2 separate regions of the Homo sapiens genome follow, and region 1 is linked to region 2. Evidence: chromatin loops called from intact Hi-C (ENCODE). Cell type or tissue: gastrocnemius medialis. All regions are shown on one strand. Links, peaks and the distances in the headings refer to the core of each region. The heading gives the core; the rest is flanking DNA.

Region 1 (2,906 bases), core at 176-2,675, 540 kb before region 2:
TGCCTCAGCCTCCCAGGTAGCTGGGATTACAGGCATGTGCCACCATACCCAGCTAATTTTTGTATTTTTAGTAGAGAAGGGGTTTCACCGTGTTGGCCAGACTGGTCTCAAACTCCTGACCTCAGGTGATCCGCCTGCCTCTGCCTCCCAAAGTGCTGGGATTGGGGGCATGAACCACCGCACCCAGCCTGAAGTTACTTTGGAAACAAATATATTTGTATATGACAGCTTGTAAAACTGTAGTGAGAAGAGCAGAATCATATATTTCTCAGTGAAAAAGAAACAAATCTTATAATGAAGCACAGAAGAGGCTTTAAGAATTACTGATACCATCTTGCCTTTTCTCCTTTGTTGGTAGGAAATTAGTAAATAAGCCAGGTTTGATGGCTAAAGAGTGATTTCTGGAGTTTTTTAAAAGTTAAAATCTTTTCTTATTAGGCATCCACCTACCCCAGGTTTGGGAAATGGTATTGAATGTTGGGCTTTCCCTTGTGTTTTAGTGATTATTTAAAGCTTGGGAGTGTTTTTTTCTTATTTTTCTGCAGGTGGTTATCACTAGGCTAAAACTGGACAAAGACCGCAAAAAGATCCTCGAACGGAAAGCCAAATCTCGCCAAGTAGGAAAGGAAAAGGGCAAATACAAGGAAGAAACCATTGAGAAGATGCAGGAATAAAGTAATCTTATATACAAGCTTTGATTAAAACTTGAAACAAAGAGCCTGTGTTTTGTGTGTGGTGATTTAGGACACTCCCTAGTTTTCAGTGGATCAGTCTCTTACCTCTGATTTGTTGGTCTAAAATTTTTCTGAAATCAGGACTGATGAGATTTTTTTTATAGTGGGCAGCAGCATTTGAGGATATATCAGAAGCTGGAGGGGTGTCATTGAGAAGAAGAAGGCCTACAAGAAAAGCTAGTTGGAAACACTTCCTCTTGAACCTGTCTTTTAACTTGCTTACTATGGATAGGTTGCTATATGGACAGGCTATATTTTTTACCTTACTGCGTAAAAGTTTGTATTGCCATTGGATAGGAAGTCTTGCTTTCAATAGGATAAGAAGCTTCTGTGACTTTATAGCTTCTAGATGACTTCTTCAAGCTGTTCCTCCAGATTGAGAGGTCTCGGGTTCAGGTTATCTGATAGACCCATGGGCCCCCTTTACCTTGTTTTCTGCACAAGTGCTGGATGAGTGCCATCAAACCAAAACCTAACACGTCTTTGAGTTAAAATATAAACTAAACTGCAGCTTCGTCAGGATGAAGTGAAAAGGTGTGAGGTGGCAGCAGTGTGTGTGCTCCTGCCGTTCCTCATTTTAAGCATCTAAACAGGACACCTGAAGCCCGTTTACTTTCCAGGCTGGAGACTTGGCAACAACGTGGGAATGGGGAACGGGCCCGAGTTAAGTCACTGGCTTAGCCAAGGTCACAGCTGGCATCTGGGTGAACAGCGCTGCACGGTGTCCGCGGTGCCTCTAGGGGGCGGGGCTTCCGGCTGGCGCTGACCGGCTTCCGGCGGAGCGGGCGGGAGGTGGGGCGGAGTTGCTGCTCGGGGGCCTCTGGGTGGAGGGGGATTCAGACGCCGCGTCTGGTGTGTCCCTTTCTCCTTCCTGACCTTCCTCAGTCTGCAGCTCTTTTCTCCACCGCGCGCCCGCCTCAGCCGTTCAGCCCTGAGCTGGCGGGTGGACGGGCATGGATCCAGGCGGTGGGAGCAGTCTGCGAAGTCAGGGTAGGAAGGCTACACAAAGGAGGCGACATCCCAGCCCGGTCCTCAGGAATAAGCGGGCGTGCCCGTGTGGTGTGGACGGTGAGGGGACACTGTATTAAGTGCCTTATCTGCATTATCATTGAATCTTCATAGCAATCGATTGTGATGGGTACTGGTCATCTCCCCGGGTTGTAGATGAGGAAACTGAGGCCTCAGTAACTTTGCTTTAGTCAGTAAATGATAAGAGTCAGCAAATGAATTCCCAAGCGTAGACTCGGCCGTACCGCTGCTCTACCTTGCTAATAACGACCTACCTGTAAGCGACATTTTTGACAAAATGTCCTTTAAACATCTTTTGTGCTCAGCTCTGTATTCGTGGGCCCTCCAAAGGGGGTACAGGCAGGTAGAAGCCTCCGTCCCTACCTTATAGGTTGTATATATCTGAACTGGTCGACTAAAGATGCAAAGCGAAGTGCTCCAGTGAGTGTGGTACAGGTTGTTGAGATGAAGGAGAGATGGCAATCAGCTAAAGTTACTGAATACGTCAGGAAGGAGGCTGGTTTCAGCTGGCTGTGATTGGGAGGATCAATGCGAGGACATTCCGAGTCGGAAACAGCCAAGGCGAAGACTCACAGGTGGGTGAAGGGAGTAAACATGGCTTTGGAAATATTTCCAGTTTTCTCTGACCAACTCGTTTATCACCTAGCCGTCACATAGATCACACCAAGAAGCTGATTGATTTACGGTCACATTTCTTTCATGTTGCTTTGGAAAAGATACTGAAGCCTCGGGCAACATAATGAGACCCCGTCTCTACAAAAAAAAAAAAAAAAGAAAGAAAAGAAAAAATTAGCTGGGTCTGGTGACGCATGCCTGTAGTCCCAGCTACTTGGGAGGCTGCGGTAGGAGGATGCCTTGACCCTGGGAGCCGTGATCATGCCACTGTACTCTAGCCTGGGTGACAAAGTGAGACCCTACCCTCTCAAAAAAAAAAAAAATGAAAGAAAAAAGATATTGAAAGCTTAGAAATGTGCAGGAGTGGGCAAGTAAGATGAATAGGTTAGTAGGTCCCGACGTCCTGGGCTGCGTGCAGCCCACAGGCCACAGGTTGGACAAGCTTGATCCAAAGGAAGATGCCGCCTCTCCATCACAGCCAGTTATTGCCAGGCAGCAATGCCGCCAGTGCAGCCAGAATGTTGCCTT
Region 2 (2,906 bases), core at 120-2,619:
CCACAAAGCCCCACGCCAGCACCCAAGAATACAAAGCCCTCACTTGAAGACAAAACTTCCTGTACACTAAACACACACTCATTCTCGCCAGCCACCTCGGATCCTTGTCCGCACCCGGGACCCAGGCGCTGGACTCCTCACTCGCCCCCCCGCCCCCCGTACAAAGCCCTCCCTCGGGGTCTGATTCAGGCTTGGGGTGGGGGAGCGTGAGTCACCCAGAAAACCTTCCCCTCTTCCCACTGACTCAGCCCCCGCCTCCCTGAACACACACAGACACACAGTCAGAGGCAGACACAACTCCTCAGCCCACACACCGGCTCACCACCGGTCCCGCGGAATTTCCCCTCTCGTCTTCCCCCACGATGGCCCCTCCCCGTGCCGGGCAGCCCCGACGCGGCGCTTGCACCTGTTCCCCAGTCGCCGCCAGCTCGCGCTCCACTCTCACCTCCACTCTCGCTCTGGGGCAAGAATAGCCCTCCCTGACTCCCGGTGTCTATACTAACCAAGGGAAGGGAACCACGGACAGGCACAAAGACTGACACCCACAGACTCCTCGAAGACAGGCGAGAGGTAGACGCACGCGGCCAGAGCCAGGCTGGGAGATCGATATACTTCTGAGGCAGACATTCCAGCCTCTCCCGACCCGACCCACAACCTCGGGAGCCAGCGGCTCTGAAAGGGTTAATTCCGCTCCCGCCGAGGCCACACCCTCTCCATCCGGGCACTCCCGGCGAAGCCCAGCTCCGCCCCCTCCATCCGGGCCCTGGACTCGGGACTTTAACCGACCCCCTACCCCCCGCCCCCGCTGGAGCCCCAAGAGAGAACACTCCATCAATCACACCCACTTAACTCTCTCTGGGCTTGAGCCGAGGAGCCCCTCCGCGCAGCGCCGCAGCCGCGCGGGACGCGTGGTAAGAGGCCTGAAGTGCGCACGCAAACTCACGTGACGGCCAGAGACAAGAGCCCGCAGATAGGGTTTTACCTAGCCGGCAATCAGCGGGCATGCTGCGCGCGCGCCGAGGTGGGGCGGTCCAGGACCCTCGTCGCAACCCGCTCCCTGCCCGTCCTCATCACGCCTGGTGGAAGCGAGGGGTTACACGCTCGCTTCTTACCTGGGGGAGGGGGAGGCGGAGGGGAGGGCCGCCGGCTGAGGCTCCGCTGTGACTCAGCCACCCGGGCAGGCCGCCCGCCCGGGATTCCCTTCCCCAGCCTTCCCCCGGCTGCCGGCCCCTCCCCGCCCCCCACCGAGGAGTGACGGTGCCGGCCCCGGCCCGCTATGTGTCACTGCAGGCCTTGTGTCTGCCTCTGACTGGGCGCTGTGTTCACCAGTCTGTCTGACACGGTCGGCTGTGCGTGGGTCCCGGTGTCTGTCTCCGCGTGCACCTGCATATCTGCTCATCTTGTCTCCCTCTGTGCCTGTGTCTGACGCGTTCCTGTCATTATCCCTGTCTACATGACTCCGCGGGGCTGTCTCTGTCTGTGTGTCTGCCTAGCTCCTGTCTCGGTCTTTTGTCTGGGTCTGCCTCTGCATCACTAGCGTGATCACGTGTGTCTCCGCACATGCCCTTCTGTGTTTGCCTTCATGTTACTGAACAGAGTCGGGGCGACACTGGCGCAGGCCCACCCTCCTGACTCCTTGCTACACTCCTCTCGATCCTGACGTCTCGCTGGATCAGTGATCATTCTGTCTGAGTCAAGAATTTGGAGGTCTGTCTGCCTTCAATCAAGTTCTGTCCCATCCCTCGACATCCCTGCTTATCCTCAGAGCTCCCTGTGGCTCCCACTGTGGTGATAACTGCTAGCATTTTGTGAATATTTGTTACATGCCAGGCACTGTATTAAGTATTTTACAAGCATTTCTTTTACTCCTCCCCAAAACCTGACATAGGAGGTACTCTGATTACCCCCATTTTACAGATGAGGAAATTGAGGCCCAGAGAGGCTAGGTGACTTGGCCAAAGTCATTCTGCAAGTGAAGAATGAAAGAGCTAGGCTTCTTTCCAGAGCCACATTCTTACCACTCTTATGTACTGCCTCTGTCCTACTCTCCCTCCCTTGGTTTTATCCTCACAGGCCATCTCCTGGGTCAACCTTCCTTTCAGCTCTACCCATGTTACCATCCCCAATGTCTCACGTCCTCTAGAGGATAAAGTAGGAGGCTGTGCAGCAAATCTCAGAAGTCATAGGTTCTTCATAATGAAGCTCATTCAGTTAACATTATTCAACACAAATCCACCATGCACCCCAATGTGCAAAACATCAAGCAAAATAGTGAGAGACACATAGAAGAAAACAGTCCCACTCGAGAAACCCCATATGTAATGAGGAAGAACAACACAGAGAGAACTTAAGCCCCTGGCTTAGGGATTATCTTCCCTTTTCTCCTACAAAGGAATGGGAAATAAAGCAGGGCCTCAGGCAGAGAACTGACAGAAGGAGAGAGGGAAGCAGAAGAGTAAGACTTAGGTATGGGGGCAAATGCTATAGTGCAGTGGGGAGAGAATGGGACTGAAAGAGATCTGGAAGGAAAGGTGAAATGCCAAGACTGCTGTGGCTGGCAGTGATCTCCACTATCTCCCCAAATAAATTCTGAACACCCTCCAAAAGCCAGGGTGTTCAACAACTCCTATAGGGACAAAGCTGTTTCCCTACCAAGAAAAAATTCCTCCAGGGTAGCTCATATCCACTTTTCAGCTTGCAAACTCCCTCTTCATTTCAATAAGCAACTGAGTTGTAGCACTAGGGAGATAGTGGGGAAAAGATTTTTTGGTAGTAGTGGAGAGGCTGGTGAAGTACAGGGCTGAACCATTTATAGGAGATAGAAGGGAGGTCCATAAACCAGGAGGGCTGAACCACTCAAGCACCACATGGTGGGGTGCTTAGAATTGGACTGGACCATTCTGAAG

The links. A loop is a pair of places that touch in the nucleus more often than their neighbours do. Peaks named below come from ENCODE experiments on the same cell type or tissue, not always from the same donor. Only the 100,000 strongest peaks of a DNase experiment are listed, where the experiment ranks them.
Region 1: a loop joins it to region 2, with 5 times the contacts of the local background. A loop is called at or near these places in 4 of 110 quality-filtered maps.

The regions. Positions count from the first base shown.
Region 1 is chr17:8,375,332-8,378,237 of GRCh38, reverse strand. It overlaps KRABD2 (KRAB domain containing 2), which reads left to right and starts at 1,534. Exons shown (of 2, transcript NM_001304947.3): 1 at 1,534-2,338. RPL26 (ribosomal protein L26) reads left to right here. Exons shown (of 4, transcript NM_000987.5): 4 at 546-722. The coding sequence ends at 674. RefSeq lists a silencer at 1,400-1,599 and an enhancer at 1,344-1,895. In gastrocnemius medialis, for the core only: a CTCF peak has its summit at 1,471 (motif pointing right); a DNase peak (open chromatin) is centred at 1,487; H3K4me3 peaks cover 1,748 bases; H3K27ac peaks cover 2,088 bases.
Region 2 is chr17:7,840,117-7,843,022 of GRCh38, reverse strand. All of the region lies in intron 2 of KDM6B (lysine demethylase 6B), which reads right to left. All of the region lies in intron 3 of LOC124904106 (translation initiation factor IF-2), which reads left to right. Among named protein-coding and RNA genes, the nearest start is that of KDM6B, 7.4 kb to the right of the region's middle. RefSeq lists an enhancer at 331-640 and a silencer at 1,171-1,330. In gastrocnemius medialis, for the core only: a CTCF peak has its summit at 1,265; DNase peaks (open chromatin) are centred at 292, 762 and 1,242; H3K4me3 peaks cover 1,918 bases; H3K27ac peaks cover 2,500 bases.